Linked DNA regions of Mus musculus: all the other regions are linked to region 2. A link is a loop called in an ENCODE intact Hi-C map of the cell type or tissue named here. Cell type or tissue: heart. All regions are shown on one strand. Links, peaks and the distances in the headings refer to the core of each region. The heading gives the core; the rest is flanking DNA. Region 1 has its middle 5.0 kb from the start of Mcur1. Region 2 has its middle 23 kb from the start of Gm20751. Region 3 has its middle 20 kb from the start of Rnf182.

Evidence for each region. A loop is a pair of places that touch in the nucleus more often than their neighbours do. Peaks named below come from ENCODE experiments on the same cell type or tissue, not always from the same donor. Only the 100,000 strongest peaks of a DNase experiment are listed, where the experiment ranks them.
Region 1: a loop joins it to region 2, with 4 times the contacts of the local background. A loop is called at or near these places in 10 of 42 quality-filtered maps.
Region 3: it touches region 2 in a loop (6-fold over the local background); 40 of 42 quality-filtered maps call a loop at or near these places.

The regions. Positions count from the first base shown.
Region 1 is chr13:43,560,935-43,569,373 of GRCm38, reverse strand. No RefSeq gene overlaps it. Among named protein-coding and RNA genes, the nearest start is that of Mcur1, 5.0 kb to the right of the region's middle. In heart, for the core only: no CTCF peak of the experiment used is centred there; DNase peaks (open chromatin) are centred at 1,783, 3,813 and 8,103; H3K4me3 peaks cover 495 bases; H3K27ac peaks cover 595 bases.
Region 2 is chr13:43,735,784-43,744,222 of GRCm38, reverse strand. No RefSeq gene overlaps it. Among named protein-coding and RNA genes, the nearest start is that of Gm20751, 23 kb to the right of the region's middle. In heart, for the core only: CTCF peaks have their summits at 1,343 (motif pointing left) and 4,380 (motif pointing right); a DNase peak (open chromatin) is centred at 4,382; H3K27ac peaks cover 601 bases.
Region 3 is chr13:43,591,973-43,600,411 of GRCm38, reverse strand. No RefSeq gene overlaps it. Among named protein-coding and RNA genes, the nearest start is that of Rnf182, 20 kb to the left of the region's middle. In heart, for the core only: no CTCF peak of the experiment used is centred there; no DNase peak of the experiment used is centred there; H3K4me3 peaks cover 345 bases; H3K27me3 peaks cover 317 bases.

The DNA.
Region 1 (8,439 bases), core at 211-8,210, 170 kb after region 2:
GGAAGAAAGAGAGAGAAAGGAAGGAAGGAAGGGAGGGAGGGAGGGAGGGAGGGAGGGAGGGAGGAAGTAAGGAAGGAGGGTACTAAAATAGATACAAGAAGTTTGTTTTCTTGAAAAGGCACATATATTTCCAAACATATTCTATTTATTAGTTTTCTGTAATTGTATAACACTCACCAAGAAACCTGACAACTTAAAGCAATTTACATTTTTTTCTCTAACTTCATGAGTGAGTTGGGATCAGGGAGCATTTGGCCTGGACACTCTGCTCAGGGTCTCTCATGTCTCAGGTATTAGCCAGGGCTACAGACAACTGAAGGTTCCACTAAGACCAGACCAGCTGCATCCAATATGGCGCTGAGAGCAGACTGCCCGGAGTCCTCCCTCTGTGGTCTATCTTCAGAACTCATGACAGGAGAAAGCTGTGGTGGGAACACGGGGAGGTAGACTCTGAAGACTGTCTCTCAGGTTACCTTTCACGCTAGCTTCTCTCAACGACCACCCCTCATCTCAGTTTTTAAAAAGTACTTTTAAAAATTTCATCTGTGCTCCTGAGAGTGTTGTATACATGTGTATACAGTAAAATATGACCATATACGTCCCCAAAGGAATACTTATAAAAGTAACAAATATACAACATTTTTTTTTTAAATTGATTTGGAGAGTTTATGTGACTTCATGGTTGCTTTATTGAGACTTAATACACTCACTCAAAAAAAAAAAAAAGCATTGTTGCTTGGGACTATGGTGGTTCTGTGGTGCTCCCCTGAACGAAGCCTGTCCACACCATTCCAAAGCCTGCAGACATCCGGGCCTCACACAAGCTAAACGAACGTTCTAGTCATTGAGCTGTGCTAACCATTCAGGCTGCACTTTTGACTTGTGCCCCCAGGATGCCTTCTACACACAAGGTGTGCAAATGCGCTGCAAGAGTCTCGGACGCAACGCAGAGGTGCCAACCCCAAACGTACCAGCTCTCCTCAGAGCTGACCTTACCCTGCCTCACTCTGTGTTTTGCTTTGCTTTTACAGATGTGGTCTTGTGTATCCCCCTCACACTGTGAGCCAATACAAACCATTCTAGTCCCTTCTAGTGAGGGATTCAGCCACAGCAATTGGAAAACTAAGACCAAACTTCAACAGATATCACATAATACAGTGTGGCAAGCATGTGTTCCTCCATCTTTGAACACAGAGGTTACATAAACATTATTCAGCTGTGAGTTTTCAGTTGCTTAACGGTCACTCAGTAAGTAGGTTTTGGTTTGTTTGGGTTGGGTTTGGTTTGGTTGTGGTAGGGTTTCCCAATGTTCTGGCTGTCCTGGAACCCACTGTGTCTGTCAGGCTGCCCTTGAATTCATAGAAAGGCAAATCCTCTGCCTCTGGAGTGTGGGGATTAAAGGCTTGAGTCACTATCCCTGGCTCAGCGTTAGCGAAGAAGTTGGTATATGCCTGAAACCCTAACACTTGAGAAGCTGAGACAGGAGGATTGCAAGTTTGAGATCAGCCTGACTTGCATTGTTAGACTTTGTCTCAGAAACAAAAAAAATAAATAAAAGACAAACTTCCCTTTCCCACTCAAGCTGTGCCCTGATTCAGAGCTGCGGTTTGCCTGGGTTCCCAGAATAAGAAAGGAGGCCACCGCCTGAAAGGCTGGCCTCGCCTGCACCCTGAATTAGGCCAAGTCTTTGACACAGAGCGTGAGGTTCATCAGTATCCATTTCATTTCCTTTCCCTCCAAGTCTTTTCTTCGGAGGCAGAAAGCAAATTGCCTCGCTTTCAGCTTTCTCTGCAGCCAACGGTGACCACGTGACATAGTTCCAGCTGGTGAGATTTGTGCAGCAGGCCTCCAGGAGCCCTCCTTCCCGGGAAGAAAAGTTAAATCCTTAGCTGGAAAAAAAAGTTTCTGGCCATTTTTGACCTTCCGTTTTCTCCCAATCTGGAAGGTGGTTGTGAGACTTGGGGATACAGCCTCCGTCCTGTGCCCATGAATCCTGCAGCCTGAGAACGGAAAGCATGAGAGATGCGTCGTTGTTGCTCTTGCAGACGACCGAAGTTCTGTTCCCAGCACCCATGTCAGGTGGCTCGCAGCCATCTGTAGCTCTAGCTCTAAGGTGATCCAATACATCCGGCCTCTTCATGCCCTGCCTCTCCGCACCCCGCCCCTCCTCCCCCCCCCCCCGCACCCCCCCTCCGTGTGAGCTCTCATGTGCACGCGCGCACACAGATACACATTTTAAAATGATTTTGTTAAAAGAAAAGTGAACGCTAAACAAAACAGATGCGAAGAACAGAAGTTGGAGTCTTTTCAGGACATTGTGGAGCACCGATTCAGGCCTGAACCGTCAATCTCTAATCGTGCTTTGAAAGAGTAAATAAATCCCTACTTATTTAAGCTATCATAGCTCAAGTTATACTGTTATGTGCAACTAAAATGTCTCAAGGAACATTCTAGGAGCTGGGGAGATGGCTGTGAGTGAAACTCTTGCCTTGCAGACGTGAAGCCAGTGTAAATTGCTGCCTGCAGCGGTGTGTAACCCTTTCAGTGAGCACCCTCGCTTACTTATCGGGCCAGGGTCATCCGAGTGAAACCAGGCTCAGATTGGAGGAGCCCCAGCAAGACTGAGGCTGTGACAATTTTATTGAGAGCCATCAGACTTTCTTTCTTTCTTTTTTTTTTTCAGTAACAGAATAAAATGGCAATTGCCAGGATCAACAGTAGCTGTGGTTGCCGGGATACAACAGTTTACAAGCCGTACAAAGGTACAGGACACGAATGGCTAAGACCAACTGTCCTGTCAAGCTTCCGTGCTTCCTTGACTTCCAAGAGAACATACAAAACACACAAAGCTGCCTGAATGTTTCACTGTCTGAGAAAGGGCATCATTGCTCAGGAACCGAAAGACATGTTGTACCCCAAGGAGCCAGGGACTGTAACCTGAAAAACCTATGACGCATGCCTCTCAGCGCAGCTAGGCCAGGCCAACCCCATGGTTCCCTGGACCTATCAACACTGAGATGTGAGGCAGACGCAGGTTGGTCCCTGGAGAACATTGCCCAAAGAGCCTAGCCCACTTGGCAAAGTTTCAAGTCAATGAGAGACCTTGCCTCACACAAAGGACGACTCGCTTCACATTCAGGCACACACATACACATCACCAACATATATGCGCACCCACACACAAACACATATATGCACAAAGACATTTCTGAAGGGTATAATACCCTGTAGAGTTATACGTTTCTTCTTACCTGAGGCTCTTTGAATTCTTATACAGTATAAATCATCAAGCGAGCCTCTATTCACTGAGCGTGTACTGCAGGAGTGATGGACGGCTCATGATCTCAATCTCTTTAAAATAAAACTTGTATCACTCTTGGCAGACTCGGTGTGGGGTCTTTATGGGTGCCCATGCTCTCAAATAACACGGGACAGGCCATTTAATCTTAACTTTTGGAAGTTAGACATTCCCATACCCCAATCTGTTACCAGAGAAGCATAATGAGGCTCCGTGAGCCTATCCAGAAACAAAACTGGGCAAACCTGGATGAAATGGTGTTCCCTGTCTTCAACGAGTTTATCTTTTTCCTCTTGTGGAAACGTGAGCAAGCACACCCTTTTGGAAACATCAAAAGGGAACGATATGTCTTTTAAGTTCGAAATAGTTTAAGCACGGGAACACGGAGAATGTTTAAACACAATGAATTCTTGAGAAATTTTGGAATTACCAGCTGGTGCTGCGGGAAGGAACATGAAGGGAGCTCACAACCAACAGGGGACTTGGCGTCCTGGAGAGTGAGAGAACGCTCCCCCTGGTGGACAGATTTAGGGTTGCAGGGAGAGTGAGGGATGACTAAGACCTTCTTTTGTTTGTGCTATAATTATCCTCGCAAAATTCAAAAGCATCTGGTGGTGTTTTATACCTTATGTAAGTGATGTTTTGGAGAAATCTCATAAATCCACACTGAGTGGCCAGCGGCAAAATGAACACAGGTCTCCAGGATGAAAGCTGCAGTTTCCAGAGGCTTGTGGGATAGCTCAGTTTTTCCAAAATGCTGTCAGTCTTCTAACTCCGAAAGCTCCACATAGAAGAAATTAACCAGCCTCCCTTGGAAAATATTTAGGGTAAAAATTACATGTATACTGTATGCTTTAACTTCCTTTGTCAACTACACTGGCTTTAGAATCACCTAGGACTGTGGTTCTCAACTTTCTTAATACTGTGACCCTTTAATAGAGTTCCTCACGTTATGGTGACCAACCAGAAAATTATTTTCTCTTACCCCTTCCTAACTATAATTTTGCTGCTGCTAATATGCAAGTTATCTGATATGCCACCCCTGAGAAAGGATCGTTCAACCCCTCCAAAGGGGTCCTGACCTACAGATTGAAAACTGCTGACAAACCTTTGGGTGTGTCTGTAAGGGCGTGTCAAGGGTAGATTAATTGTGCTGGAGAGATGGCTCAAAGGTTGAGAGCTATTGCAGAAGACTCAAGTTTGGTTCAGTGGCGCACAACTATCTGTGACTCCAGTTCCAGAGGATGAACGGTCATCAGGCATATGGCTGGTGCACAGACATATATGAAGGCAGAACATCCATACACACTAAATAATAATAATGATGATGAAGAAGAAGATGATGATGATGATTAAAAAAAAAACATATAACAAATGTTCATGGTGCATTACCCGCTTCCTAGCATGTCTGTGATAAAAGGAAGGAAGGAAGACACCAAGCAAGGAAAGGCCAATCAATAGACCACTAGACAAAGCAATAGATCCTTGCCTAACAAAGTATTGATTCCTGGAAGGCCAAGTGTCTATTTTCTCTCTTATCTTTATATCTAATTTGTTGGTCTTGCAGATACAAAGAAAATTAGAGCATTGTTTACAGGTGTGACACATGACATCTTGGCAACATTTCAGTGTTTAGCAAGACATGGCATAGATAGATCATGATCCCAATTTTTTATCTAATTGACTAGAGAGACCACACCACAGACACTCCACACTGAAGCTACAGTATTTCAGTGTAAAAAATTTACCAAGATTGCATGATTTTGGGTTTTGGGGCTTTTTTTGGGGGTGGGGCACGTTGAGGCAGGGTTTCTCTGTGTAGCCCTGGCTGTCCTAGAACTCATGCTGTAGACCAGGCTGGCCTTGAACTCAGAAGTCCACCTGCCTCTGCCTCCAGAGGGCTAGGATCAAAGGCATGACCACTGCCCAAAGGTTGCATGAAATTTTTAAAATATTAAATAGAAATACCAGCTTGGAATAATTTTGATAATTGCAGTTATTTGGTCCTTTAATAAAATGTTTCATAGTTTTAATGGAAATTTATGTAAGTTATTAAAACTATAAATTTAAGTATTTTTATACTTAATATTTTTGATGTAAGTCATTCAAATTGTGTTCAATTTTTTATTCCATAATTTTAAGGAGTTTAAGTAGTTTTCCCTAGTTTAAGAAAATAAATTATGTAAAAAAAAATTTCACACTATAACATAGTGATTTGCTGAAATAAGAGAAAAAATGAATTTATGGAATAGATATAAACACAAAGACTATTTTTATTAACATACTATTAAAATATATATTTTGGAAAACATTATTACCCACACCCACATCCCATCCCTGCAGAGGACCAAATGTGTTCTGTTTCTTATTATCCTATTCATTGTCTTTAACATTGTGATACAGGTTAGTCACGGAATCCAGGGGCTTGTGTGGGTACTTTGTCAGCACGCAACACTGTCTGTCCAGGAAGAGGAGAGAATGCCTTGCCCTTGGTTAATTTGAACCCAGCTACATTGTATTCACACACATTTCTTGAAGTGTTTCTTAAGTCATGGTTCATTCTTCTTTAATTTTTTGTGGTCCATTTAAATTTTATATTTGTCTATTTTTAATTTAATTAATATTCGTTTATTTATTAACTTTTTGAGAGATTTGTTTTAAGTTCATGCCCACCATCTCTTCTAATTGGTGTGTTGAAAGTGGAGGTTGACAAATTATAGCTCTCTGGTAAAATCCAAAACACTGGCCTGTTTCTGAAATAGAAAATATCTTACATGGATTGCATGTGGCCCAGAAAGCCAAAATATTTGGTATATGGATTTTTTTTAAAGTTTGTCAACTTCTCACTGTGAACATTTATATATTTAATGTAATTATTGGCATGTTTGGATGTAGGCCTGCCATTTTTTTTTTCCTCTGTGGGTTTTTTGTTGTTGTTGTCCCTTTCAGTCTCCCTTTTTGGTGATTTGAACATTTTTTTAATATTACATTTTGTATATTTTGACTGTATCTTATAACAGGGTGCTGTAGGGACTACAGTAGACATATTTAGCTCCTCAAAATCTACTTAGAGTTGATGTTCCCCAAACGTGAAAACGTCAGCGTCACATGGGGCTCTCCCCTTTAGGTAGTTGCTCTGAAAACTCCAGCAGGCAGTGTTACACTTCCAAAAAGGGGCAGAAATCCTCAACCTGCCAAGGATGAGAAGTCCTGGAAATCCCACACATTGCTGGTGGGAGTATAAAAGGATGGCATCCGTTTGAAAAAACAATTCATCGCTATCTACAAGTTTCAATTACAATCATCATGTGGTTTAGCAGTTTGAGTCTTAGATATTTTCCATAAGACAGGTTAAGACATATGTCCACACAGTGATTTACTCAGGGTAGAAATAGACCACGTGTCGGCCACTAGGAGAATGGATAACTGCGTGGTCACTGTTAGTCTTACAGTGAGGTAGTATTTAATAATGAACATAGCCCTTGATGCAGCAGAGATGACTTTCACGGAAGGCATCAGACCCTCGTCAGGGTTTTATGCAGGATTCCACTTGTATGAAGTCCAAGACCCAAAGGAAACCAGTCCGTGGGATTGAAATCCAAGCCGGGTACCTCTTGTTGGGTTGGTGATTTCGGAAACTGAAAAGGAGCACAAAGGAATATTCCAGAGAAAGGAAAATGGCCCAGCATTCTTTGGGTGGTATATGCTATTGTTACCTACAATTATTAAGCATATAAAATGTGTGGGCTTTAATGTTTGCAAATTATATGTCAACTTTAAAGACTCATGTTTATGCCACTGTCCTGTGACCATGCCTCTAACAGGGTGCATTTTATCTGTTCACTTTTCCAGTCACAAATAATGGCACATAATTTACACACTCCAGCACACATGCACACGGGAGTACACACACAGACTCTATCTTTTGTATTCTACACTGGCCTTGAACTTGCTATGCAGTCAAGAATGCACGTGAACTCCTGATCCTTCTGCCTCCACTCCAGCAAGCTGGGACTGCTCCACCACATCTAGTCTTTCCTTTGTGCATGTATTAGACCAACCTATAGGAAATTACCAAATGTTCAACACTTTTGACCTATAAAAATAAAAACTCCTTATGGTCTAAACGAATAGGTTTCTAGTGTTTCTGGATTATTTCCTTCGATTACATTTTCCGAGCTGGGTGTTGAGCAACATTCATCAACAGGAAAGGCTGTAGGTGAATATTTTGTGTTACCTGCCACTTTACAAACTGATATTTTAACCTTTTAAGTGTCGGACTTGTACCTAATTTTTAAATTATTTGCATGTTGTAGTCACCTGCACCTGTCTTCCGCATCTGTTTACACACTCCTCTGCCCAGAGCTCTGCTCTTTTATTATGGGTCCCAGCACTTTCCACATCAGTTTGTCTACATTTTTTAGCCCTTAGCTAAAAAAAGAGGAGGAGGAGGAGGAGGAGGAGGAGGAGGAGGAGGAGGAGGAGGAACGCTAAGTACTGGTCACTTCAGGAACACAACTGTTAGGTCTTAAACCCAGGACAAAGGGCTAACTAAGGTGCTTGTTTAACACCTCAAAGCGGGCCTGGCCCCTGGTTCTCTTAGCATCTGTCAGTGCTTACTACTTAACCCGATCCTTGCCCTAGTCTGCCCTCTACCCTAACGTCTCCAGTCCAGGGACTGGGCTGCCCTTCTCTTAGATGCCCTTCTTCATATAATCCAACCATTTTAGTGACCTAACCCCTTTTCTCTACCCTTTAAACTCCTGGCTCGCCTCTCTCTCCTCCTACTTCTCCCACGTGACCAGGCTCAAGGTCATGTTCAACCCTCTGGACTTTCCCAGATGTCTCTTGCCTCTGGCTATGCTTTCCCTTTTCTGGCGACTCTCTCCACCAACATACTGAGGGGCAGTCTTGTCCTTTCATTTTCTCCTCTGTCCTCCTCCCTCTCTCTCTCTTTCTCCTCCCCTCTCCTCCCCTCCCCTCCCCTCCCCTCCCCTTCCTTCCCCTCCCTCTCTCTGTCCCAGCATAGTCCCTTGTACTTGTTATTCATCCATCCAACAAACTTTCTCAAAATAACACAAAGGACCGGTAACTGCAAAGTGCAGCAGTCTTTCAAAAAGTTCGGAACTAAAACACTGCCT
Region 2 (8,439 bases), core at 168-8,167:
ATGGGGCTATCGTGGCAAGCAGGGTGTACGTGTGAACATGGCTGACTGGTTCTAGAAGTCATATCATAAACTTAATTTCTGTTCCCCCTCTGCATTGGTGGCCGCTAAGCAAGGGGTGGACTTGAAACCTGGGGGTGCAGGTTTGTTGGGGAAATAACCTGTAGACACTGATCTTGTTGAGGGTGTAACCTGGAGATGCTGGTCTTGTTGGGAATTAGCTTAGAGACTGGAGCTAGGCTCGTGTTTTGTTGGGGGGGGGGGGCAACTTGGAAACTAACACTAGTCTGTTAGTTTACCTGAGTTCAAACTTAAGTCAGATTCTCCAAAATGGAATCTGAACTTAAAAGATTTGGCATCTCAGGCATAACCAACCGATGTCTTATTTGACCTAAGACCCACTTCACTAGAAGGAACCCACACACTACACTGTCTGGGTAACAAAGAACTAGAGATTAAGTCAGTGCCTTACCCAGTCTTCTCCAAAGAGGCTTCCTCTGAGGGCAGACAGAAACAGATGCAGAGACCCACAGCCAGACATTATGTGGAGACAGAATCTTAATGGGAGGTATCCATCAAATCCCTTCTGTCAGAGCTCAGGGGATCCTGCAGAGAAGAAGGCAGAGAGAGTGGAGGGCACCAGGAGAACCAACTAAGCAAGGCATATACGAGCTCACAGAGGTTGAAGCATCGAGCACACGGCCTAAATGCATCTATATACCAGGTCCTCTGTGTATATATTTTAGCTATTCGCTTAATATTTTTATGTGTGAATGAGTGGGTCTCTGACTCTTGCGCCTGCTCCTGGGACTCTTTCCTTCCTGTTGGGTCACTGTGCCCAACTTCAATATAATAGTTTTGCTTCGCATTATTATATTTTATTTTGTCATTTTTTGTTATCTTAGAAGCCCGTTCTTTCCTAATGAGAAAAAGAAAGGGAGTGGATCTGGAGGGGAGGGGAGGTGGGGGAGGAACTGAAAAGAGTTGAGGGAGGGGAAAACTATAATCAGAATATATGAGAAAAGAAACTTTTGACTAAAAAAAAAAAAGATGTGGCGCACGCCTTTAATCCCAGCACTTGGGAGGCAGAGCAGGTGAATTTCTGAGTTCGAGGCCAGCCTGGTCTACAAAGTGAGTTCCAGGACAGCCAGGGCTACACAGAGAAACCCTGTCTCGAAAAAAAAAATGTAAATGAAAATTTTAAAGTATTTAAAAGAAATTCTAAACGAGGGTCTGCAGAGATGGCCCAGCAGTTAAGAGCACTTGCTCTTATAGAGGACTGGAGTCTAGGTCCCAGCACCTCATAACTGCCTTTAACTCCAGTCCCAAGGAATCCAGCGCCCTCTTCTGACCTCTGTAGGTACTGCATGTATGTGCAGTACTCCCATTCCTGCACAGAAAACAAAAGAAACAGGTTTTCCCCTCTCCCATCCCTATCTGCTACCTACAGCAAGTCTTGCCCTAAAGCCCCTCCTCATTACAACTAGGCTTGGTTTTAGAGGCTATAAGAAAGTGGGACAGTTTCTGAGCTGGCTTGAAGCAGGAGGAGACTGCCTTCTTCCTGCCTGCTCTTACCTCAGAGCCCATAAGCACGACAACCTGCTGCATTAAAGCTCCAGACATCAGTCCCCAGAGGACACCATGCCTGTTTGTATGAATGGTCTTCCATGAGCCCAGATTCTTACAAGTTGAATACTTGCCAGTAACATTATTGATTTAGAGGCAGGAAAAACACCTAAATGGAGCAAGCTGGGACATTTTATTTTATGATTAAAATGTATAATTAAAACACCTCCTGGATGCTGTGATTACACACGAGCCCAAAGGATCAGGATTAAAATATTCCCTCCAAAATTGCCCGCCTTTCCTTAAGAAGGAAAAAATTCCTTGGTTTCCTTAAAGGGGTGGAGGGATGTTTTGAATCCTCTTCTCTTAGCTTAGACATTGGAAATGTTCAAGAGTATTTGTTCCCACTTACTAAGGCATTTCTAATAAGATTTGACAACCTTCCAACTATATCCCCTCCCCTCCTTTTTGGTATTCAATCTGCTTATGGAGGGATTCATTTGTCTGTGAAGGGGAAATCCATTGCTTCTCGTCAATGCAGATCATGGGCTTTTGGTTATGTGCAGGAAACAAAGAAAGCATGAGAACCATGCGGGATTGGCAGCTTCAGGCCGAGGAGCCAGCTTGCCTAAGTAATGCTGGTGTCTACCCTTTCACTAAGGCTACAGGGTAAGAAAAGGACCTGAGTTCAGAACAGGTCCTCAGCTGACACGTGACCTTCCAGTTCAAACTCCAGAGGATGCTGGAGAAAGACAAACCTGAGAGCATGGGCAGCTTTCAGGACTCTTACTTGTATAGCCAGGGTTGCTTCTCTGGGCATGTTCTAGGAGATGATTTAGTTCAGTGACTATACACTACTGAATTTTCTTAGAGTCACTGCTACAGGGATTCATTAAGCCAAGGTCCATGGACAGGGCATCCAGAAACTAGAACTAGTTGTTCAGTGCGCTGTTATTGTCATTGGCTGAAATGTGTCTCATCACTAGCCTGCCCGCTACTCAAGATTCCTCTGTTGAAAAGCTAACCCTAGTGTTTTTGAGAGATGATTAGATAAGATTTAGATAAGACCTCCCCCCAAGAGGGTGCAGCCCCTGTAAGGATGAAGAAACTCCTGACCTGCCCTCTGTTTGAAGAGTAAGGATGGGGTCAGATACGAGGCAGCCTTCTGAAGGCAGGAAGAGGGCTCTCAGCAGGAAATGAATCTGCTGGCACTTGACATCAGACTTCAGCACTTAGAACCATGGGAAATTATTGCTAAATATTGCACCTCTGCGTCTGTGGATTTTGTTTTTCAGGCAGAACTAAATACACATACAATTATATACACACACACACATATATGTGTGTGTGTGTATTTGTGTGTATGTATATATATAATATATATATATAAACTTACTAACTTTATTTGCATGTCCTTTATACTTCTATGTCCTTTTACACATTTGAAAGGATTGCTCTAGGAACAAATTTACAGATTTCCCCCATAGGATCTACAACAAAGACAACAGGGAGGGTCTTTATTTCCCTGTGTTTGGGTCACATGTCTACATCATGAGAATAGTTTCTGCCCATCCCCCAGGGTGAGGAACACTGTTAATGAGGCTGCAGTTGGTCTGCTTCTTTGGATAGCTCTTCCCATGTAGATCAGCATCCCTGCCGGTCCCTCTCACAGACCCTTCCCTCTGGTTCAGCTGCTATCTGACAAGCATGTGCTGTCTGGAGAAAAGAATGTGTTTGAAGGAGAGGATAGCCAGTCCTGTTTCTGGGAACTTAGCTCCAAATCCTTCAGATTCAACCCTAGTGCGGTCACTTAAACTTAGAGAGACTGAGAAAGGGGGGGGATCCTCATTAGGTTTCAGGACAGTCTGACCTACAGAGTGAATTCTAGGCCAGCCAGGGTTACATGAAAACGTGTGTGTATGTGTGTGTGTTATTTGCATATATTTGCATATAGCTGTTTTGTTTGCATATGCATGAATATATATGTGTGTGTATATATATATACACACACACACAAAAACTAGGTCTTAACAGCAGTAACCTTTGCTTGAACTATCACAATAATTGACCCTTTGCAGGACCCTCCTCCAGGTTGACATCTGGTAAAAGGGAAAGTTAATGTTGATTCTTAACAAACCTCTGGGCCTATTTGTGAGGGAAACTCTTTATTCGGTTAGCTGAGGTGGGAAGGCCCATTGTAAGTATGGGCTGTGCCACTCCGTGAACCAGGGTCCCGGGATAAAAAGGAGAGAGTGAGCAGAGCATCGGCATCTGTCACTGTCCGACTCCTGATGGCAGATGCAGCGTGACCAGCTGCTTCACTTTCTGGCTGTCATGGCTTTTCCCGCCATGATGGACTCTGAGCCAAAATAAAAAGCCCCTCTTCCTCAAGTTGCTCTTGTCAGGGAAGGAAGAAACGAGCCCCCGCATTCCAACCATGCCAGCAGTGCTCACTAATGATTTGAACTTGAAACAGCTGTCAACGCCTTGGTCTTCGGTTCCCTCATCCGGCACGTGGTTAGTTACCATTACAAAGGCTCATTTCCAAAATGTTGACGTCTGGCCTGCACTGTCCTTCACCTTCTCAACTTTTAAGAGTGACCAAATTTGAGCTTTGTCGTTGTAATACTACTGGATGACAACCCACTTTCATAAATGGGAACCTTGGCTTCTAGAAGAGAAAACCTACAAGTTCGAAAGTCACCATTTAATACCGATCTAAGCCGCACAGACCAACAGGGCTCGCTTTTGAACAGGCTTGCTCAGTATGTTTGGCTTGCTTTGTTTGGCTCGATCTGCAGGCTCTGTTTCACTACACCACCGCTAGGTGGCAGGAAAGCGCCACACAGCTCTAGATTTGCCACAGAACCCTAAGAACAGCTGCTTTGTACTGGGTCCTGAGACTGGGGGAGGGGCTCACAATTTTAGCCAGTGATCAACTGTGCTGGAGAAAGAAAGATAGATTTGGGGGTACATTGTAGAGAGGGGACATTGTAGGGAGTTGTATGTTGGGGGACCTGTGTAATTTCTCTTTTCATGCTCTCTCTTTCTCTCTGTCTCTCTCTCTGTCTCTCTGTGTGTCTGTGTGACTCTGTCTCTGTCTCTGTCTCTCTGTCTCTCTGTCTCTCTCTCTCTCTCTCTTTCCAGAATATTTGTAGCACAGATAAAAGTGAATAAGAACATAACTCAAAGCATCCTGAAAGAAAGACCAATAGAAGAAGGTGAGATCAGCTCTTCTTAGCTCCATTACCTTAAGGAATCAACTAATAGCAAAATAAAATGGGTTTTTTATTTTTATTTTTAAAGTATGAGCCAGCTCTGTTTGGGGGAAGCCATTTTTCTTCCCCTAGAACAAGAGGCCTCATGAAGTGTACATAGGGTGTGCTGTGTGGTGGCATAGTCACAGTGACCTTTCTTTTAGGAAAGTTGTTGATGAGTGGAAGTGAGACGTGCTCTAAGTCGGCAGAGTTGTTCCTCACGGAAGTTCTGCTCAGTGCTCTCAACCCGAGTCTGCGACTGCATGCTGGTCTTCTATCCCTGACTCTGGAGACAATCAACTGCACGGAAATTCAAATTTGAATATCAAAAGAAAATGACAGAATCTTCAAATGAGAAAAAAAGAAATATACACTGTACAAAGCCCCTCGCTTTTGTCTGGCATCCTTAGACACAGTGGGGAACGATTGCGTTTCTGTGTGTTTGGGGACGGCAGGATGAAGACCCTGTGTCTGGGGCTCTTTTCTTTAGCAGCTCATCAGAGAGCTAAGGAGTGACAGAAACGCTGCCCTCTGGGAACATCAGGCAGTTGCTGCAATCCCTGTAGATGCTTAGAAGCAAGCGTTTATGGAGCTGCTAAGCAGAGTTTCTTTAATCCCCAATTTCCCTTTTCCGGAACCAGTTGTTGTTGTTGTTGTTGTTGTTGTTGTTGTTGATCCCAGTTCTAGGAGATCTGATGCCCTCTCTTGACCTCCATTGGCTCTGCACTTACTTGGTGCACGTACAAGGGCATTCACACACACACACAGACTCTAAATACATACATACATACATACATACATACATACAAAATTTTTTAAAGAAAAAATTCCAGTGGAAAGCTGGAATGCCATTATCCCGTGACTGCCGTGCAGTTTGTGGGCTGAGACTTGTGCTTATTTTTTGCGACCTGGATAACAGAAGGACGAAGTGTCCTCTGTGCATTTTGTATTCCTCGCTGGTTCTAACTGCGCTATGACACGCTTGTTATTTAGATTTGCTGAAAGTCTACAGAAGTCTTTGAGATGAGATAATTTTATGCAGGAGAGAGCACCAAACTAAATGTAAAACTCTAAGCCTCTTCCAGGTCCTGCAACCTTGTCATGTTACTCTATGGACTACCCTGTCTCCGCCCATGTGTGGAGGGGGATGCTGGTGGTCAGAAGAGCGGGGAGGCAGAGGTGAGTCTGAGGACTGCCTAAGCTACACAGGGACACTGTCTGTCAACAGAATAAATGAGCCACTTTACCACCCTAAATCTCAAGTGTCCTGATGGCAAGAAATAATACAGAAATACATGTCTTCCCTGATTTCATCTGGGAAATCTACACAATCAAATATCTACAGGATAACAGTGTAGCTTTCTGTCTCAGTGTAACAGCTTACAGTGTTTGGCTTTGTACTATGTGACCAACATGATCCATCTGGAGAACAACCCTATAGGGCAAAGGCAGTGCATTCCCATAATGCAGTGCGTTCCCATATTGCAGTGCGAATAGCTTAGCATTTCCTAACTCTTCAAATTCTGGCTTCTTTTTTTTTAACAATTCCTTCCTCCACCTAGCTTTATGTTCTTGCATTCATTAGATGTGGCATGGTGGATAGTTTTGGTTTGGGGTTTTTTATTTTTGTTTTTGTTTTGTTTTGTTTTGTTTTGTTTGTCTTGTTTTTGTCAAGATGACACAAGCTAGAGTTATCTGGGAAGAGAAACTTCAATGAGGAGAAATGCCTCCATCAGATTGGCTTGTGTGCAAGCCTGTGGACCATTTTCTTGATTCATGATTATATGGGAGGGCCCAGCACACTAAGGGCAGTGCCAAGCCTGGAGGGGTGCTCCTGGGGTGTAGAAGAGAGCAGGATGAGCAAGCCTTGAGGAACAATTCAAAATGCAGCATCCCTCCACAGCCTCACCATCAGTATCTGCCACCAGGTTCCTGCCTTGAGCTCTTGCTCTGACCTCCTTCATGGTGGACTGTGCTATGGAGCTCTAAGCCAAAATAAACCTCTTCCTCCCCATGTTGCTTTTGGTCATGATGTCCTATCAAATCGATAAAAATTAAGTTGCCCGGCTTAATATACTACAGAGTCCAGTCCCCTCCGTTCGCTTTGTTTAATCCCCTAAAGTGAGAGAGAAATGCACTGGAAGTGTATATGGCAAGCACTATATATGCTCTAGACTCAGGAAACAAGGCAAACAATAATCTCTGGCAAGATAAATGCCAATGGTTTTGGCAGGGAAACGAAATTTCACAGACTAGAACACTGAAGCATGCCGGCTTTAACAGGTCTGTGCTGTGATAATAAAGCAGCAATGTTGGGATAATCAACAAAAGAATGACTTGTCACAGTTCTGGAGGCTTGCAAGTCAGCGTTAAGGTGTATGGCAGTCATTGAGGGCCTTTCTGCTACCTTCTCACAGGGGTAGGGGTGAGACAGGTAAGCAGGACAAAGCGGAAGAGGAGGAGGGAACTAGCTCTAGGTTATTCCTTAAGCCCGCCCTCCTCCAGGGTCTTGCTATCCAACCCACCATCCCACTTCAGCCTTGCAAATATGGGACTGCAGGCATAGGCTTCCACCCCTCTGCCCCCTCCTCCCGCACTTTCCATATGAACATTAATCTATTATCAAGGCAAGTCTACAGAGTAATTGCCTCCCAATGGCCCCACCCCTTAATACCATCATATTGGTGACGAGGTTCAATATAGGAATTTTTGGAGGCCATATTCAGACCAGAGCAATGCCCAATATCACTTATAAACTATTTAAAGATCAAATTCATATCAATATCACCAGCTTGAGCCTTAAATATTTTTGCTGCATTCTTACATCACAAGACTGTACTTTGAGGAATCGTTTCTGTAGTCCATTAAGTCAACCAACACACCATGGTTCCCCAAATTATAAAAATAAAGGAAAATTCATCAGATATTCATCTTGACCTTAAAACAATAAAAATATCTCCAAATCAAATATGAAACTAACCTATGGTGTCCAGACAAATGTAAAGCGAACCAATACATGCATATTGTTAGCAGAGAATACTTCATCACGTGCCCTTTCACGTGCTTGCCTTAGCAGAACATCCTCTCTCCTATGTCTGCTTCATCAAGATGTTCCTTCACGAGTCTGTCTTAGCCTTTCACACCTTTGTCCATTTTAACAAAACATTGCTTCACATGTTTGCCCCAAGAAAAAACACTGTCCAACTGGCTTTCCAAAGAGCCCTTAAATTTCTACTTCAGTAGTACTATGGTTTTAATGTGCCCACTCACCCCCCACAAAGTTAAAATTTGAATCCCCAATGCAACAGTGTTGGGTGAGGGCTGCTGGGAGATGTCTCGATCACAAGACCCCTTGCTTTATGAATGCACAAGCACCTGCTGTAAAAAGGCTTCAGAGTTGGGAAGACAGTTCAGTTGGTGAAGTGCTTGCTGTGCACACATGAGGACCTGAGTTCAGATCTTCAGAACTTTCTAAGGAAGGAAGCTGAGCCCACTTGTAACCCAGAGATGGATGTGGAGACAGAAGGTTCCCTGGAGCTTTCTGGCCAGCCAGTCTAACCAACCAGTGACTCTAGGTTGTATGAGAGACAGTTCTTGTCGCTACAAAAGTATAGTACAA
Region 3 (8,439 bases), core at 376-8,375, 140 kb after region 2:
TACAAATCCTAAACACTCTGCTTCCAAGCAGCTCAGATATGAGATGCTCAGTCTGGAGTTTCTTCCCTCTACTGTGTGTGTGCGCATGTATTTGTGTGTGTATCTGCGTGTGTCTGTGTATGCACATTGGAGTATGTATTTGTAGGTGTGTGTGCATTCATGTGTGTGTTTGTACGTACACACGTGTGTCTGTGTGTGTACATGTGTAAGTGTATGTATATGTGCATGTACTTGTATGTGTATTTGTGTGTATGTGCATTTGTGTATGTGCATGTGTGTGTGTGTGTATGTGTGTGTGTGTGTGTGTGTGTGTGTGTGTGTGTGTGTGTGTGTGTGTGTAGGTGAATGTGTTTGCTTATACATGTAGAGGAGGCCAGTAATCAGGGGTTTTCTTCAATTGCTTCCTAACTTTTTTGAGATAGGGTCTTTCACCAGACCCAGAGCTCACTGATTAGATAGACTGGCTATCCAGCAAGCTCTGGGGATCTGCCTGTCTCTGACTCCCCAGTGATGCGATCACAGGTAAGCCTCACAGCACCCAAATTTTTATATAGGTGCTAGAGACTTGAACTCAGCTCCTCATGCCTGCAAGTAACTGCTGAGCCATTTCTGCGGCCCCTGAAGAAAAAAAACAAAAAACAAAAAAACTCCTCTGTCTTAAGGGAAGGTCTTCCCGTCCGTTTAGTTCCCTTGGCACCGCCTGCTAATACAAAATGAAGAATGAAATGGGCAATAATTCACAGATATGCTTGCATATCCTCTCATGTCTCCTCTAAAAACTCCCAAATCCCCAACCAATTTTGTAGTTTGCTACATAGTTTCCCTGTTTTGAATGCGTACCCACCCACCACCAATGGTACAATGGTGCATTTTGACCTAACTCATCCTCCCAGGTTCAGAAATAATAAAAATAAATTATAAGGAAAATAAAACCTCTTGTATGTGTGCAGATGGCTCAGAGTCTTCCCAGATAACCCTCTACCATCCAGGCAGGGTGATATAATGGAGAGTGATGTACTCCAGGGTGGTAGTCTTGACTCTAAGTCAGCTCTACCTTAACTGTGCCTTATTTCCCCAGACACAAAGTCAGGGAGGACTTCACTAGGTGGCTACATGGAACAACCTCCGCTCTTCCAGGCAGGACAGACTGTGATTAACGAACAGGTCAGATTCTGGAACCTTCCTAGTTCTACCCAAGAGATTCTAATGAAGCCTTTTCCAAACTAAGTAACCTTGAGCGAAACCCTTCATCGCTCCCCCGTCCCCCATGTTTTGGCTCCCCCACCTATAAAGCAGAGAAGATTAAATTGTCTACCTGGTGTGAGTGTTGTAAAGATGGGAAGAGCCGGCATATGCTCCATATGTGTTTAGAGTAGTCCCTGGCAAAACAAAAACCTGCATAAGGTAAGGAGCCACAACAGACTACGAAGTCTCTCCGAAGCGAGGCTTTGACGCTGTAATTTACATACCGTTGGATTCATCCACTCTATAAATGTCTAGTTCAATGGTTTTATGGTATTCATAGAGCTAGGAAGCCATCATCATAATGCACTTGAGAATGTGACTTTTATCACGTCAAGAAGAAGCTCTGTATCCTTAAGCTAACATCCTCTCCTGCTTCCCATGCCTACACTAGCCTAGGACAAACAGTAATAGACTTTCTTTCTCTACAGATGTGCCCACTCTGGGTACTTCATACAAGCACAATCATACTGTTATAACTGTATTTTCCCCATTAATGTGTCTCCAAAGATCATCTATACTGTTGCATGAGTTAGTACTTCCTACTTTTTACTGATGGATAATACTTTTTTTTCCTTTGTGTAAATAGCAGTATGTGCTCACTCGTGTGTTCCAGGGCACATGCCCACACTCCTACAGCTGCTCTGCTCTACCACTCTCTGCCCTGTTCCCTTCAAACAGGGTCTCTCGCTGAGCCTGTAGCTAGGCTAACAGCCAGCAAGCCCCAGAGACCCTCCCGCATCCACGCCACACGATGTTGAGGTTAGAGGCGCATCAGCTGCCACATCCAGTTTTTTACATGAGTTCTGGGGATTTGAACTAAGATCTTCCTACGTCCATAGTAAGTGCTCTTACCTCTGTCGTTGAACTGATGGACACTCACATTGTTTTCACATTCAAGCCATTATAAACAGCGTTCCCATAACGATTCATGCACACAATTGTGTGTGGTCGTATATCTTCATTCCCCTTGGGTGTAAAGGTAGGAGTGAAATTTCAGGATCCTGTGATAACTCTGGCCACCAGCCTGTTTTTCAAAGTAGCTAGACTAGTCTTCATCCCCATAGCAGTGTATGAGGGTCCCAATATTTCTACTTATCCAGCATGTGCTGTTATCTGACAACAAACACTAGCTGTCCCTGTAGGTATGATTTACATTCCTCTAACGTGTGTGTCACTGCAGGTAAGTCACAGGCTCTTATAAACTATCTACTGCTGATACTTTAGGAAACCATAGACCACCAGAGACATTTGAAAAGAGTTCAGCACCAAGGTTGTCACAAGAGTTTGAGGATCCAGTTCACTACCACTCTGTCTTTGCAACGTGAACACCGAAGCCATGTATCCAAAGTTATGCCAGCCGAGGCAGATGGCAAGAGTAAGACATTACACCCTTAATTCAAACAGGCTTCTCTTTATATGTCCAGCTTCTCCCATTTCTGTGAAAACCCAGAAACACACTTATTCCAGTGTCTTCCAGGGATATGATCTTAATCAGTTTTCCATCCCTTTGGCAAATACCAGAACAAACAGTTTAAGGAAGTAAGCTGTTTATTCTGGCTTAGCATCTCAGAAGGTTCAGTCTGTCCTGACAGGGAGGTTGTGGCAGAGCAAAGCCATTCACGTGGAGGACAAGAGATGGAACATCTGTGCTGACCAGCTTTCTCCTCCTCCCTCATACTCTACCCAGGTCCCCGGGATATGGGATGCTGTTTCCCAGGCTCAGGTCAGGACCCCCACCTCTCAGAGAATCCTCTCTGCAAACAGCCACCCACACATACACAGTTCTTCAGTCAACCAAGTTGACCATCAAGACAATCATAGACCAAATATCTATGATCAATTATCAAAAAAAGATCATTATTTTAATTTTGACTTTTGCCATTTCCGACACCTAAATAACAGCCTTTTGTGTGTTTAGAGCCTCCTACTGTAAAGTCACCATGGACATATACTCTCTGTATCTTTTGTAATATATATAATGCAGTAATCCAAATAAAAAATCCTACAGTAACTGCCCCAGCAAGAGAGAAGAGACATACTTGTGCTATCAGACGATCAGATCAATGGGTCCTTAAGAACTAAAATATCAGTGCTGGAGAGATGGCTCAGAGGTTAAGAGCACTGACTGCTCTTCCAGAGGCCCTGAGTTCAATTCCCAGCAATCACATGGTGGCTCACAACCATCTGTAATGAGATTTGATGCCCTCTTCTGGTGTGTCTGAAGACAGCTACGGTGTACTCATATACATTAAATAAATAAATAATTTTTAAAAATTTTTTCAAAAGAACTAAAATGTGAGGCTGGAGAGATGGTTCAGCAGTTAACAACACTTGCTGCTCTTCTAAAAGACGTGGGTTTGATTCCCAGCATCCACACACCAGTTCACAACCCTCTGTAGACTCTAATCCCAAGGGAATCCAACACTCTCTTCCAACATTTATGAGCAGTGGACATCCACATGGTGCACAAACATGCAGGCAAATGCCCATACACGTTTAATTAACTATTTATTTATTTTTAAAAGAACTAAAATATCCCCCAAAATCCCATGCTGGAGGAAGGAAAAGGTCGAAATCCTGGCACTAACCGGAGAAGGAACTTCCCTTCCAGGAAGAGCTCACCCAACTCTGACAACAACCAAGAAGCACACAGGAGCAGATACCAGTGCTGATACCAACCTGTATATACCAGTGTGTATATACCAGTGTGTATATACCAGTGTATATCCTAGCACAGACACAGCAATGGGTCAATGATGGGCAGCATCACATCTCTACCATGACTGCTCAGTTGTGCAAACCTTTTTCTGTCTGTCTAACCCTAAACCTCATATTCGTGCCCCAAACCATCTTGAAGGGTCTCTGCATCTCTTTATATGTTCATCTCCTCGGTACGACCCCAGTGAGTAAATCTTTCTTCCTCTGCCTTTTGCTACTCCTTGCTTCTTTAACTGGCATAATGCGAACAAGTGACTGGCTGAGCCCAGTTTACTGGGGTTGCCAGATGCTAGGTTTTGATCTTTAAAATTCTGGTAACTTTACCACAACCTTTAAAAAGAGAGGTACCAAGTAATTTGGATGTGTGACCTACAGGTGACTGGCCAGAAGGCTGGTGGCTCAGCAGAATGGTCATTTGCTGCCATCTATGGGTAGAACATTCGAAGTGACCTGGGGAGACATTTGATTACTCACAATGGCTCCAGCCTGTGATGAAATTCTAAAACCAAACAAGCTTGGGTTTGGTCACTATTATCTCAACTTGCAAGAAAGGGAAAAAGGGTTCTTTGGGCCACCTAGGAATGCTGTTACAAATAGCATCCGTCTCTCCAGAATAGTAATTCAGACTGTAGCATTCAATTTAAAAAATAAGTAGATTTGAACTTGTTTAGCATCAACATTCTTTAACTGAGAGTGGGCTTTAAAAAACCACGGAGATTAATTGAGGTTAAAAGACGGTTTAATAACAGAATCTGTCATTGTCTTGACTAAAATGAGGATCATCCAAATCTATTACGGCAGGAAAACGGCCGTCTGTCACAGTTGCCATGGAATTAGGAGCTGCAGAGTGATTTAATAGCACTCTCTCCACAGCTAGAAACTTCCACACACAGAGGCAGGAGAATGGCTGTTAATGAGAAAGGCTCAATTGTATCCTGAAATATTTATGCCAGCTCTGCAAACAAGTATAAAACATTTCCCAGATCTGCCTCCAAACACACTTTTGAAAAGGATACAATTCATTCCCTGATTCATCAGTGTGTGCCTGTGTGTGTCTCTGTGTGTATACTTATCTGCTCTGCCAGTTTTATGTGAATTTAAAAGTCTGACTAGGTGCATGCCTGTAATCTTAACATGTGAAAGACTGAGTTCAGAAAAATACAGTGTGTTCAAGGGCAATCAGGGCCATGTAGTTGCCTCAATGGATAAATGAATGAGTAGATGGATGGAGGAACAGACAGACAGACAAACAGAGAGACGGATGGATGGATGGATGGATGGATGGATGGATGGATGGATGGATGGATGAAGTGATGGGTGAAAAATTAAAATTTAAAAAGAACCGTTCACAATGGGTGTGGTTGCTTGCCTTGCCTTTAATCCCAGCACTCAGGAGGCAGAGGCGGGCAGATCTCACTTCCAGGCCAGCCTGGTCTACAGAGTGAGTTATAGACCTGCCAGGAATACAGAGTGAGACCCTGTCTAAAAATCAAAGGGAAGAGAAAGACGAGTCCTGAATAGGTTGAGTACAAAAGAAAAAAAAAATGAATAAGGCAAGTTCATTTGGCCGGAGAGACACAGTTTACACATAACTCTTAAGGCATCTGCTGTGTGTCTGGTTAGCAGGCTGGTTCTGAACTAGATATAAAATCTGAGAAATTAGAAATAAAACTTAAATTTTTAATTTTATTTATTCTTTGAAATTTTCATACATATATACAATGTATCTTTTTATACTCACCCCTCATTATTCCCAATTCCCCTATATAATACATATAGATTAATATACATTATATATGTTATTATATAATACATTATATATTATATATTAATATAAAATACTGTAGTTTGTGCTATAATATTTATATATTATAATTATTAATCTATTAGCAACATATTAATATATTAATCTAATTAGTGCTGCTCATATGCACATGGGCATGGCGTCTCCCACTGGGGCACAGGGAACATACCAGTGGCCACGCTCCTAAAGAAAAGCACCTCTCCTCCTCAAGCAGCCATCAAACACTGATCTGTCAGGATCTTCTTCAATGCATTCCTTGAGCCTGGGATGGGTAGTGATGCACAGGTACTATTTACAGCTAAGCACTTTAAACCACTATCCGCAGCAATAAGAGCTTCTCTGACCTGTGTAAGTCTAAGGCTAGAAACATACATGTTTGCAAGGCAACTTGACAATATAATCATTTAGAAAACTAACATCGGGCTGGTGAGATGGCTCAGCGGTTAAGAGCACTGACTGCTCTTCCGAAGGTCCTGAGTTCAAATCCCAGCAACCACATGGTGGCTCACAACCATCCATAATGAGATCTGACACCCTCTTCTGGTGTGTCTAAAGACAGCTATAGTATAGTATACTTACATATAATAATAAATAAATCTTTGGGCCAGAGCGAGCAGAGCCAGAGTAAGCAGGGGCCGAGTGAGCAGAGGTCCTGAGTTCAAGTCCTGAGTTCAAGTCCCAGCAACCACATGATGGCTCACAACCATCTGTACAGCTACAGTGTACTCATATACACAAAATAAATAAATAGATCTTTTAAAAAATAAAAAAAAGAAAGAAAGAAAATGAACAACAATAGGTTCTCCCGTAGATCGTATGATTTTCCTGTCATGGTTTTCTTTCTGTTTTGTTTTGTTTTGTTGTTGTTTTGGTTTTGGTTTTGGTTTTATCTGTGTGTTTTTTTTGTTTTTTTTTTTTTTTGGTATACCCCCAAGAATTGTCTCCTATGAAGCAGACCTCAAATCCTATCAAGAAAGCCACTGGTTACCCCCATAACCAGCCTTGCATTATTGCAGAAATGGTCTCTTCTTGCCTGGTGGGTCGTTATTGAAGTGTGCTGAGTCCAACACCAGATAAGACTATTGATGTGCCCTGCATCCCAAAGTTTGCATAAAGCTTTCCATCAGTGTGAAGGCTAGCCAACAGGGAGTACTTCCTGGTAGGTCCAGAATGTGATTTTTCTGTGTCCTGTAACCAAAGTCGAAAGATGTATCTATATAACAAATATCTATAGCAATTTACTCGATACGATTTATTTTGTGTCTACTATATGATAATATCTGTTCTGGATGCTTGCTCCCTGTTAACAGGTCAGAGGGAAGGAGAGAGGGAGGGAGGGAGGGAGGGAGGGAGGGAGGGAGGGAGGGAGGGAGGGAGGGAGGGAGGATGGAAGACAGGGAGCAAGAGGGCTTCAGTGTCTGTTGACATTGTTGCTAACTTGAGCAATGAAGCCCAGAGGCAGGAGAAATAGTATCCCTTCAAATGGATGGACTCTAGTGAGGATCCTTCGATTTGGTTAACACATTCGTTATGATGTCAGCCCCACATTACCAAGAAGCCAGTGCGCAGCGGGGAGGCTTTGCTGAGCTGTGACTTGGTGACTCAGGTAGATTGGTTGGTTACTTTCAGCTGAAGAGCAAAACAGTTTCACTTTTGACAGAAAAAATGAATTAATTAAAAAAGAGATTCTATTTATTCTATTTTATTTACACCCAGGTCCCCTAGCAACTTACATTCCTGACATACAGAGCTCAACAACTAGCTCTCGAATGAACACAGTATCCTGTACTCAAGGCTCAATCTGGCACATTTCAGAGGTAGAATGGCCGCCCCCAACCTTGCCGCCAAGGTCACGTAAGAAATTCCGTGAATTTCCAAGATCCCAAAGTTAGTCGTTAAGTCAGATCGCACTGCACTGCTCACTTCTCAGATGTGGAGTCTCTGACCCTAGCAGACACACGCAAAGGGTGTGCGAGCCATGGGAACTCACGGCCCTACTTTCCCACAGAGCTTTCCCCTGTCCACCTTCTGCCTGCCGCCGCCGCCGTCTGAAGGGCTCCGCGATAATCACTGAATTACATAACCGGCCAAGTGAGATTGTTTTCCATCTGTTAAGGCCCATCAGAGCCCCATGCAATGAATTTCAATTTAAGAAGCTTTGTATCCCATCTGGAGTAAGAGGGTTCTTTAACATGCATCCCCACTTTAACCCGGTTCTGATGGAAATGGTTTGTTTCTAATGTAAGTTTTTGAATGGGGTTTAAATAATGCAGGTTTCAGCACTCCGAGGTGACAGAATTGTGTAGCCAACATTTCCTCGTCATGTTTCACAGCAGTAATTGCTTGTTGAACATAAACCACCTATACAAGCGTCTCGCGGCAACGTTGTTTGAGACAGGGGGACAAAAACCTTGGCGCTAACCCAAATGCCCATCAAAGGAGAGGAGATAACGAAATCGTATTACGATCTTCAGATGCAGCTATCAGATCAAATACAGCAGTTCTACCAGGACCAGGGTGGCAAGGTGTCACAGACAAGACAGTCAACGCAGAAAAGCAAGGTACATGATGTTGTGCATGCTTTTAAGACGGCAGCAACTGCAGTGTCGTACCAGCCCACACCCACACTCAACACCAGCCGGTCCACGCTGAAAGCCTTGGAAGCGGATACA